Linked DNA regions of Homo sapiens: region 2 is linked to region 1. A link is a loop called in an ENCODE intact Hi-C map of the cell type or tissue named here. Cell type or tissue: A673. All regions are shown on one strand. Links, peaks and the distances in the headings refer to the core of each region. The heading gives the core; the rest is flanking DNA.

Region 1 (5,398 bases), core at 155-5,154:
AAAATTAATTAATCTCACAAAAAGTTGTGTTATGTATTTCTATTAACAGGACTTTAATTACTCACACCTCTAAATTATTCATACTCAGTTTCTGGAACAAGTGTACACGTAATGCCATCTCCTTTTCCAAATTTTTTTGGGATGGAGACACTGATCGTATATCCTGTGAATGTGTACTGTTCTAATATCTTCCAATATACTGTCAAAGTGAGCATAATGAAAATATTGGGCTATGTATAATTTTTAGGCCTAATTTATATATAAAACATGCATGTAAGCACACTTGCTTTTCTCATCAAGATATAAAAAAGATTCCTATATATTTATAGCAACAAATGTACAACAATTTGTTCTTCTTCAATACTCCACTGCCCATAGGCCTATTTTTCACTAGAAAGCACGAAAGATCTTCTGTTCTAAGGTGGAAATGACTGAAAAAGTTCGAAAGCCCTGTATACCAAACTACCAGAAGTGACTATACTTTAGGTCAGGGACTAAGCATAATTTGCTTTCCCTATAATATCGAAAAACATACCCTGGATCTCATTAGGTTCTCCATGGAATGGTGTTGGAGATTCAGTTTGATCCCACACATTGAAACAGCACCTGTCCATGTATTATTTCTATTAATAAATGAATTCTAGTTTGAAAGACTGAGAATCAAGTAAAGTTTTTTTACAGTTACAAATGCACTTTTATGGTAAAACTAAATTTTGATAGACATTTTTGGTTAGGTGAGATATGGCAAATAAATGTAGCAGTTTAATTTTCTCCATAGAAATGAGAAGTAACAATTGTTTCAGTCATCTTTATTTGCACCGTTAAGATTATTTATATATTCTAAATTTATACTATATGTATATCCTAAGAGATTTAGGCAGAGTATTTTACAAGAAGAAAAAGCTTCATATTTAAAACATAAAATCTGGCCGGGCGCGGTGGCTCACGCCTGTAATCCCAGCACTTCGGGAGGCTGAGGCGGGCGGATCACGAGGTCAGGAGATCGAGACCATCCTGGCTAACACGGTGAAACCCCGTCTCTACTAAAAATACAAAAATTAGCCGGGCGTGGTGGCGGGCGCCTGTAGTCCCAGCTACTCGGGAGGCTGAGGCAGGAGAATGGCGGGAACCCGGGAGGCGGAGCTTGCGGTGAGCAGAGATCACAGCACCGCACTCCAGCCTGGGCGACAGCGAGACTCCATCTCCAAAACATAAAAATAAAAAAATAAATAAAATCCCTGGTTTTACACGTGCCAAAGTCATAGACCTACTTAGGACTTGGAGTAAAAGAGAAGTGGTTCATACGTTTATTCACTCACAAAGTGGGTAGCTGAGACATCATAAGGTCTTCAGGTTAGTTTTTATCTTTAAATGAAAATGAGAGAAAGTAAAGAAGAAGTTCATTTCTACTCTGGCGTGTTTTACCAATGAATGCTTATTGGCTTCATTAAAATCCTTCATTGTAGCGTTTCTCAAACTCTGGTATGTTTGAGAATCACTTGGACATCTTGTAAATACAGATCCCTGAGTTTCAGCCCCAGAAATTGAGAAGGTCTTAGGTGGGGACCCAAATGTGCCCTTCTAACGAGTTCCCAGGTGATGCTGATGCTTCTCATCAAAGGACCAGACATAAGTAGCATTTCAAGTCCGCTGACAAGCAAGATGTCATAAAACATAGATGTTATGTAAGAAACACGAAAAGCCTTGGCCATGCAGAGCAAGATGGTGATTACTTACTAGTGATTGCTGTTATCCACGATACTAGTACCGGCCGGGCGCGGTGGCTCCCGCCTGTCATCCCAGCACTTCGGGAGGCCGAGGCGGGCGGATCACGAGCTCAGGAGATGAAGACTATCCTGGCTAACACGGTGAAACCCCGTCTCTACTAAAAATACAAAAAATTAGCCGGGCGTGGTGGCGGCGCCTGCAGTCCCAGCTACTCGGGAGGCTGAGGCGGGAGAATGGCGGGAACCCGGGGGGCGGAGCTTGCAGTGAGCCAAGATGGCGCCACCGCCCTCCAGCCTGGGCGACAGAGCCAGACTCCGTCTCAAATAAATAAAAAATAAATAAATAGATAGATAGATAAATAAAAATACTAGTACTGTGTAACCCAAAAGTAAAAGATAATTATTTATTGGTGCATAAAATAGTAAGAACCAGAAAGAACGTAGGCCAGTTCTCATTTGAGAATCTGATGTTACTGAGATTAAGTTTTTCTACCCACACACTTTTAATGTGTGTCATTAAGTATTTAATAACTGCAATAGCTATCTGGAGGCAGAACATGTCACACATCCTCTATGATGGTATAAACTAGAAGTAGAGAGTCAGAACTTCGGCCAGATTTTACTGACAATTTGGTCAATGTGGTAGTTTTTAGAATTTAACAATGCTTTTTTCAAAAGAAAAGGAAAAATCAATACTCTGAATAACAAACAGTTGGCCCTGGCATCTATTTCACATTTTTCCTGGAAAATGGCACCAATTCCCCAATGTTATGTTAGGGCTTTGTTTTAAGATTTGTAGATAGAAGGAAAGAGTGCCACCTGCTGAGGAAGCCCAGTGCTTACTCCAGCACAGTGGACACAGCGTGGCCGCCCTGACTTAACCTTCTTAGCACCTTGAAAAAAAAAAAAAGGTGTAAATCTATCCATAAGGCAGGAAGAACAAAACGCCCAGAAGAAATTGTCAGTTGGATCTAGACCTTTCAAAACTAAAGGACTCTAATTTGTCCATGTCTTCAAATCATTTTAGAGTATTTATGAGTTATAATTACACAGGGATATTGGGATGCCCCATCTATTGAATCTAAGACTATATGAAAGACAAAAACTGTGATCAAGTTCTTCTGAATCTGTAGAAGCAAGCTGAGAGAAAGCACCTTAGAAATATGAAATCATTGTTATTTTATTCAAAATTGCAAAATGACCTAGTCTCTCCAACCAGGTTGGTTTTTTTTTTAATTTTCTATTCAAATTTAACCAATTCAGCCTCTCAAATCTTTCAAATCATTAATTGAATTAATTTGTAGGATTTAGCACAAAAAATGCCTTGCCTAAAAATCTGCTTCAATATATATCAAAGATAGGTTAAAATATCTTTCAAGATCACAGATTATGGAACTATTGCATGGGTTAATATCAAATATTTGCCCTTTACTAGCTATGTGGCCTTAAATGGTTATTTGTACCTTGGTGTGCTAAGTGGTGAAATATAGATGGTAAGATCATAGAATTATTTTGAGAAAAATGAGATGATAAAGCAATATGCAAGTACCATAAGTAAATGCTCAATAAATATAAGTTGCCACTAACATTTATTATTATTAAAAGTTATGAAAAATAACCCTGAAGAAATTCTTACGAGCACAGAGCTAAATAGCTGGACAACTGAAAGTCAAATTCAAGTATAATTCAGTTTTGGAAATAGAATAAAATTTTAAAATCTTTTCTCTACATTACATAAAAAGTTATTAATATTAAAGGGAATAACTTTTGCATAAAAACTTTGCAGATATGTTATCAATCAAGTTGGAGAAACTATTCATCATTTAACATGTTTATTTTATGTGGTCAAAAATTAACATGATTTAATAGGAAACTAAAGTATTAGTTTCCCAAAAACTTCTTGCACAGGAGTGCTTCTTCTTTTCAAACACTGAAGTCAAACTGGATGACCTAAATAATATTTTTTGCTTGAATTTCATGTGCGCTTAGCTTATAGGGTTTTTTCCTTTTGCTTTGTTTTAAATTAAATTATACTATACAATATTCTAGCCTGTTAAACTGATGAGATTTCAGGGGCAAATTCATTTGATAAGTTATAAGAATTACTTTATTATTTCATACAAAATCATATTCAGAGATAGGCAGATAATTTCAAAATAGAAGTTCTAGGCTTCAACGTAAATAACTGCTGTCTGCCAACAATCCATGTGCTTTCCATAAAACAAGACCAAGAGATAAATGTGACAGCAATTAAGATATTTATTAGATTTTAGGTTACACTATGTGAATCACTGAACCTTCTAATTGATTTATTCTTTGTTGCCTATAACTTACTTTAACATACTTCAGCACAGGCTGTGCGTGTGTGTGTGTGTGTGTGTGTGTGTGTGTGTGTGTGTGTGTGTGTTTTCTTCTGAACCTAGAGGTAGTTATCCAAATGAGAAATATAGTCACCAGGTGTTTAGCTAATATTTAAAAGGCCTCATCCAGTCAAAAGTTACACACCAGAGGTAGACAGCTATAAGCAGTATTTTACATCCCCTCACCATATTAATTAGCATTAAGGGTGTCAGTGGTGGCCTTTCGTTGGTTAAACTGGTAGAATTCAACTTAAGTGGATTGTCTGGAACATTGTAGAGATATTCTCACCCTTGTATGAACATGGTATAAGGATCTAGACATATCAGTGTTCTACACTATGAACAATGCCCTAAGGGTCATGCATAAATGCTGATCTCGAGAGTTTTTGTTACCCCACTGTGACCAGATGATTAAACTATCCCTGCCTTGAGAAGACTGTTATAAACATGATATCATGCAAGGAGTAGATGGAACATTTAAATGGACAGAGAGCTAGGATTTCACTGACCTTACAGAAAAAGTCAACAGTGTCCTATTCTTACTTGGATATACAACGTAAGAATATCTTTTATCTATCTTACAATTTGTAAAGTCCTTTAATCTGGATAATCTGACTTGCTTTTCATAGTCATCTAATGAGGACAGTCAAAAGATTATAAAGTTGCTAATTTCTAAGAGGAAACTAAGTAACTGTTTGAGTTGCCTACATGGCAGAACTCGGTCTTCTATTGAAGTTTTCTGAATCTGCCCCAGGGTTCTTGATCCATTACGTGTGAACTGGTGTTGAAATACCTTCAGGACTTGTATGCTCATGTTGCTGTGGAGCTAGCCATAATTCCAGCTCGTTGTATTCATTAAAGAAAGAAATTATCGTCCCTTATTTCAATGCGAGACTCTGTTCTGTTTCTGAGTGGACTGGATGATTTTCTGGCTTAATAATATTACTTCTATGTAAATTCTGTTTACATTGGTAGAGTTAAAAGTATAGATATGACTACAAATAATTTAATAAGTCAAACCATCAAAGTTGTATTTATTATTCTGTGTATAGAATAATACATGACCCTGCAACTGTCATCTGATGATTGTTCAGCTGGAAAAAAATGGGTACTATTGATAAAAAAAAATACATCACTCTTTGGATGTTTTTACCTGTGAGATTAACCTTTGTTAAATATGGGAGTATTTGTTTTTAATGAGAGTGTTCTGTGTGTCTACTGGTGTAGAACCTTTATGCTAAGGTCATGAGGAATAACATAATGAAATGTCTAAAACACTATTATGTGTGCCAATTCCACTCATCGCCTATA
Region 2 (5,398 bases), core at 259-5,258, 910 kb before region 1:
TAATTTTAAAAAATAATTTAAAAATTTTTTTTTAAAAAAAAGAAGTGTGAAGGAGTTAATGACCTTCTGGGACAAATCTAACAAAAAGGGAGTCAGAAGCTGGGGGAAAGATGCTTCTGAGACTTACTTAAGTTTCAAGTGGTGCAATGGGACAGAGCAACAAGTCATCATAGCAATAGAATAGACAATGACACATCCTTGTATTGACTCTTCTTTCTTGTCTCCGCCATCCCTCACGCTTCTTGAGTTCATATTCTGGATTTAACCACCCACATGGAAGCCACTATCTCTGGTTCTGCTTTGAAGAAAACCAAGGCTAAGACCCAAAGACCATAAGCATAATTGGCAGTAAGGCCTGAGTGACAGCAAAATGCCTTTACTGTAGGAATCAGTGGCGACTAATAGATTATGATATTCCTTTGGATGTAAAACATTGCCAGTCTACTAAGGGGTTACTGGACTTGTGATATTAAAAACAAAAGTTTAAAAGAGAGCTAAGGAGCAGAAGGCTGATATCAAAGATCACAATGAAAAATCCACGGTGTTTTTGAGTTGTAAATTTCCATATGTCACTTCTAACCCAGGGCTACTTGGCTACCTGATTCGAGGTGGACCAGGAAGAGCCTGTAATGACACTACAATTGTACATAGTAAAAATGCCTCTGATTCTTCCTTAGAGAGAACTGTGGCCATTTACCACCATACTTGTACTCTGGAAGGAGGAATATCCAGAATTTGGAGAATTTTTGAGAATTGTCGGATATAAGTCTGAACTGACGCCTGTCAAGCTATGATAGTCCACTAGTTAATGTGGACTTTGGAATCCAGATTGAAAAAAAAAAAAGGCTGACCCAAGTCTGTGTGTGCACTGTATATATGGACCAATTATTTGGTTATTTCCCCAATTCCTTAATATAAAATTGGATAGATATGCCTAATTGTCAGCCAGCAAAACCTTCAAATTGGCTTCCTACCATACAGAGTAAGAGTTGCTATGATAGAAAAGCCAACTGAAAGATTCCTAAATATCCTTTCCTTTCCCTACCCCCAGGCAAAAATATGAAATCTGAAGAAATAACACATCCCCTGAGGAAATGTGCAAATTAGCACCACCAGAAAAGATTTAAAAATTGTAATGTTAGTACTCCATTGTATCTCTGTTTGATTGAGCTGCAACAACAAAAACAATAACAACACCAAGTGGGTTGGGCAGTTGGTGAACTACATATACCATTAAGGGTGTAGCCCCAAATGTATCTGCTATGCTACCTGTGTTCTCTTTGCTAGAACATGTCAACACAGCCTTTGAAACTTAGAATGTAACTATTGGTCTAATGATTGTGTTTTTTGCAACTCACATCAGAAGAAGAGAACAAAAGCAGATTGTCTCTTCATGTGAATGACAGTAGTACATTTTCAGCGTCTTGTTACAGGGCTGTTTACATTCTCCTACCTTGTTTTCATATTATAGTCCAGGGCACCTTGATTATCTTTGAATTATTCAGAATATTACTCTGTTGCACTATACTGAAGATTATCCTAATTGACCTGGTCAGCAAGAAAGACAAGTAATTTAGATGTCCTATTAAGATAAACATGCCATATGGTGGGACATAAATCCACAAAAGCCCTGGAACTGTTATATTAAAAATACCTTTGGATTTCCAAATATCTATGGCATCCTAAGACATCCCTTCTAAGATTAAGAAAAACACCTTATTTCATCTTATAATTCTTATTATTAAGGGCAAGTCCTATTACTTGGTGGGCTTTTGGATTTTTGAGCCAATATCTATTGTACCTATAAATACTGACCAACTGAAGAGGGAAGAAAATACCTCAAGCCTATGTAACAATTCACTTGGTGTGAAATGTTTCTGTGAGCCAAAAGTGGGCTGATGTCTCATTGTTTTTCATCTCAGAGGTGGTTCTAAACAAAGTGGCAAATAGAAATCTTTCTGGAAGGTGGAGCTGTGAGCTGTGCATTCGTTGTTCTCTTTTTAGGCATGGTAAAGTGACCAGAGTTACAAATACACATCAACTCTTGACCAGTGGTGAATGGTTTGTCTGGTTAGTAAAGAGTCTGGTAAGGACAAGAATGGAAGTTAAAAACAAGGAACAAATCTTGATGATGATTTGCTCATTTCTTTGTGTCTCATGTTAGTGTCCACCAGAGGGCACCCACTGCAAAGAGGCGGTCAACCACCTAGCTGTTGACCAGTAGAGAACAACCTGTTTGGTGAATGTCAGTTTTCTTTCTTTGGCCACAGGAGTGCTAGTGCAATGAGCCCATGAATTGAGTGTCCATGGCCTCAGGAATAGTAGTGAAGCATGGATTCAACAGCATGGGCTCCCTCAAAGCAGAGAAGATGACGTACTGCCACTGCTGATTGCCTAGTCCACTGGCAACAGAGACCAATCATGACTACTTAATATGACATCATTCCTCAAGGAGTCCAGCCACACTCTTGATGATTATAATAGACATTATCCACTCTAAAGGGAACAGTGATTTATTCTTATCAGTACTGAAAACTACTCAGGGTATAGATTATTTTTTTTCTCTGCCAGCAACACCATCTGAGAACAGAATGCCTAATCTATCATTATGGTGAGATATATGTGTGTGTGTGGTGTGTGTGTGTGTGTATATATGTATATATGTCATATATGTATATATGTCATGTATATGTATATATGTCATGTATACGTATATATGTCATGTATACGTATATATGTCATGTGTACGTATATATGTCATGTATACGTATATATGTCATATATGTGTATGTGTGTGTCATATATGTGTATATGTGTCATATATGTGTATATGTGTCATATATGTGTGTATATGTGTCATATATATGTATAAGTGTCATATATGTGTACATATGTCATATATGTATATATGTCATATGTGTATATGTGTCGTATATGTATATATGTCATATATATGTATATGTGTCGTATATGTATATATGTCATATGTATATGTGTCATATATGTATATATGTCATATATGTATATGTGTCGTATATGTATATGTCATATATGTGTATATATGTCATATGTGTCATATATGTATATATGTCATATGTGTCATATATGTGTGTATACGATATATATGTCATATATGTGTGTATGATATATATGTCATATATATCATATATATACATATATATAAAAAACTAAGATCAAGGGACCCATTTTGTAGCAAAGGATGAATGACGATGGATGAATGACAATGGAATTTTCAACGGTTTTATCATGTACCCTGTCACTCAGAGGCAGCCAGTCAAAAATAATGATGGAATAAACTGTTCAAGATTCAACTAAGTTGAGAGTTCCAGGAACATACCCTGCAGAGTTAATGCTCAGTCCTCTAGAATATGAAATATGCTCTAAGCCTGCATTTAATATATATGGTTCTGTGCATAGTGGGTGGAAGACATGGATCCAGGAAATGACAGGTAATGGTAACATTAGTCTTTCCATTTGCAGAATTTTGGCCTCCCATCCCCATGAGTCCTACCTCTTCTCTTTAACTATCTTATTCCAATAGACCCAAAGAAAAAGAAAAAAGTTAATATATGAGTAGATATAATTAACCCATAATGCCATAAGAAGCCTATTTGCTGCTACACAGTGGCATCTGGAAGAAGTATGTTTGCAGTGCTGGCAATTCAGTGGAGTATCTCCTAAGATTTACTGTACAGTAATAATTGTGAAAGGGCAAATACAGCAATATAGTTTCACTAGGGCAAAGTATGCAATATTATCATCTCTTCAAGGAAAAATGTCTGGATTACTCAAATAGATAAGCAACCTGGAAAAGTAAAATTAGTAGTGAAGCATGAAGAAAGTCTAGATTTGGAAGTAAAGAAATGAAATGATGGATATGAATTACGGCTTAAGACAAGTTCAGTAAGCTTGTGAATTTTTTTCTCTAAGTCTGTTACCCTTAAGTCATTGCAGGGAATTTGGCTGACACAATTCAGAATCTGACTTTGTTACTGATTGGACTTAAAGAAGGTCATGAGTAGATCTGAGTGGTTCAAAGGAGGAACTATATTCTATGCCTTGTTTTTCTGCATCATTTCAAATATTCTCATCCTGACCAAACATTCAAGCTAATGCTTCATTCAGCCTAACATAAATATTACCTGACAGTGATCCATTTCTCACAATTCTCATTTCCCATCCAGCAGTTTCTCTGATACTGAGTACTCACACAAAGCTGACTCTTACTCATATAGGTATGTACTCTAGATGTGTAGAAGAGTTAATATCCCACAGGACAAACTTTGACCAATATGTGGGGTGGCCACACAGTCTCACTGGCTCAGGATTGATTTCAGCTATACCAGTTTTTTCAGTTACTATTATTAATACTTTCTCCTTTCACTCTGGTTATTGTCCTGTTTTACATAATGGGGTATATGGTCACCTTGTTACTAAGGTATCGGAGCCAATAGATAGATGCTTCTTCCATGCTTAATTCAGGTGGAAAGCCCTGAGAGGCATTTGATACACTTTAAAGATGTCTCTATACTATTGAACACGTATTCCTATATGGTGTTGAAAAACTCAATACATCCTTTTATTGGCTTTTCCTTGCTCCATTTTTAACTCACACTGTGATTACTGTTTTCTGAGATCACGTTTTGAAATGAGTGGCTAACGTGACAAAAGGCAAAAACTCTTTGACTGAAGCTCCGCTCTTGGGAGAACCCAGACTAAGTCAGCTTGGTTTCAATAAGTGATAATATTGTATCGACTAGTTATGGTTCCATAGAAAATCATTTCAAAATTCAGTGGCTTAAGACAAGAAGAATTGATTTCTCTCCCATGTATACAAGATGGATGAGGGTAAGGTCATCTAGGCTGTGCTTAGTTGGGCAGCTCTGATGTTTACTGAGATCTTTGGATCAACAGGAATAGCTCTGTTCCAAGTACTTTTCATCCTCCATGGATTGCAGTTTAGCCAAAGTGAGTTTTTCTATGGTAATAGCAGAGGTAACAAGAAGGTAAGAAGAAACACAAACGACAATTAAAGCCTAGGCTTATAGCCAGCACGTTGTGACTTCTAGTCACATGTTATTGGTCAAAGCAAGTCACATGTTTAAGCCCCAAATCAAGGGGCAGAGAAGTATACTCCATCTATGATCAGGCAATGGCAAGAGTGTATGTGCAGGGAAAGGTGAGGAATTGAGACTAATAAATCAATCTACCATATGATTATAAAAGAAATATCAGTATATTTCCTGTGAAAGAAAAGCCTATGACGTATTTCTGGTAATGATGCTAGTAGGCCAATAGGTAAATTCTATTTAATGGGAACTAATGACTCTCATGTTTTCTATGTCTAAACATCAAAGAAACACAACACAACAATTTT

The links. A loop is a pair of places that touch in the nucleus more often than their neighbours do. Peaks named below come from ENCODE experiments on the same cell type or tissue, not always from the same donor. Only the 100,000 strongest peaks of a DNase experiment are listed, where the experiment ranks them.
Region 2: it touches region 1 in a loop (4-fold over the local background); 9 of 110 quality-filtered maps call a loop at or near these places.

The regions. Positions count from the first base shown.
Region 1 is chr3:1,985,632-1,991,029 of GRCh38, forward strand. No RefSeq gene overlaps it. Among named protein-coding and RNA genes, the nearest start is that of CNTN4, 110 kb to the right of the region's middle. In A673, for the core only: a CTCF peak has its summit at 2,553 (motif pointing left); no DNase peak of the experiment used is centred there.
Region 2 is chr3:1,080,033-1,085,430 of GRCh38, forward strand. No RefSeq gene overlaps it. Among named protein-coding and RNA genes, the nearest start is that of CNTN6, 10 kb to the right of the region's middle. In A673, for the core only: CTCF peaks have their summits at 2,176 (motif pointing right) and 2,379; no DNase peak of the experiment used is centred there.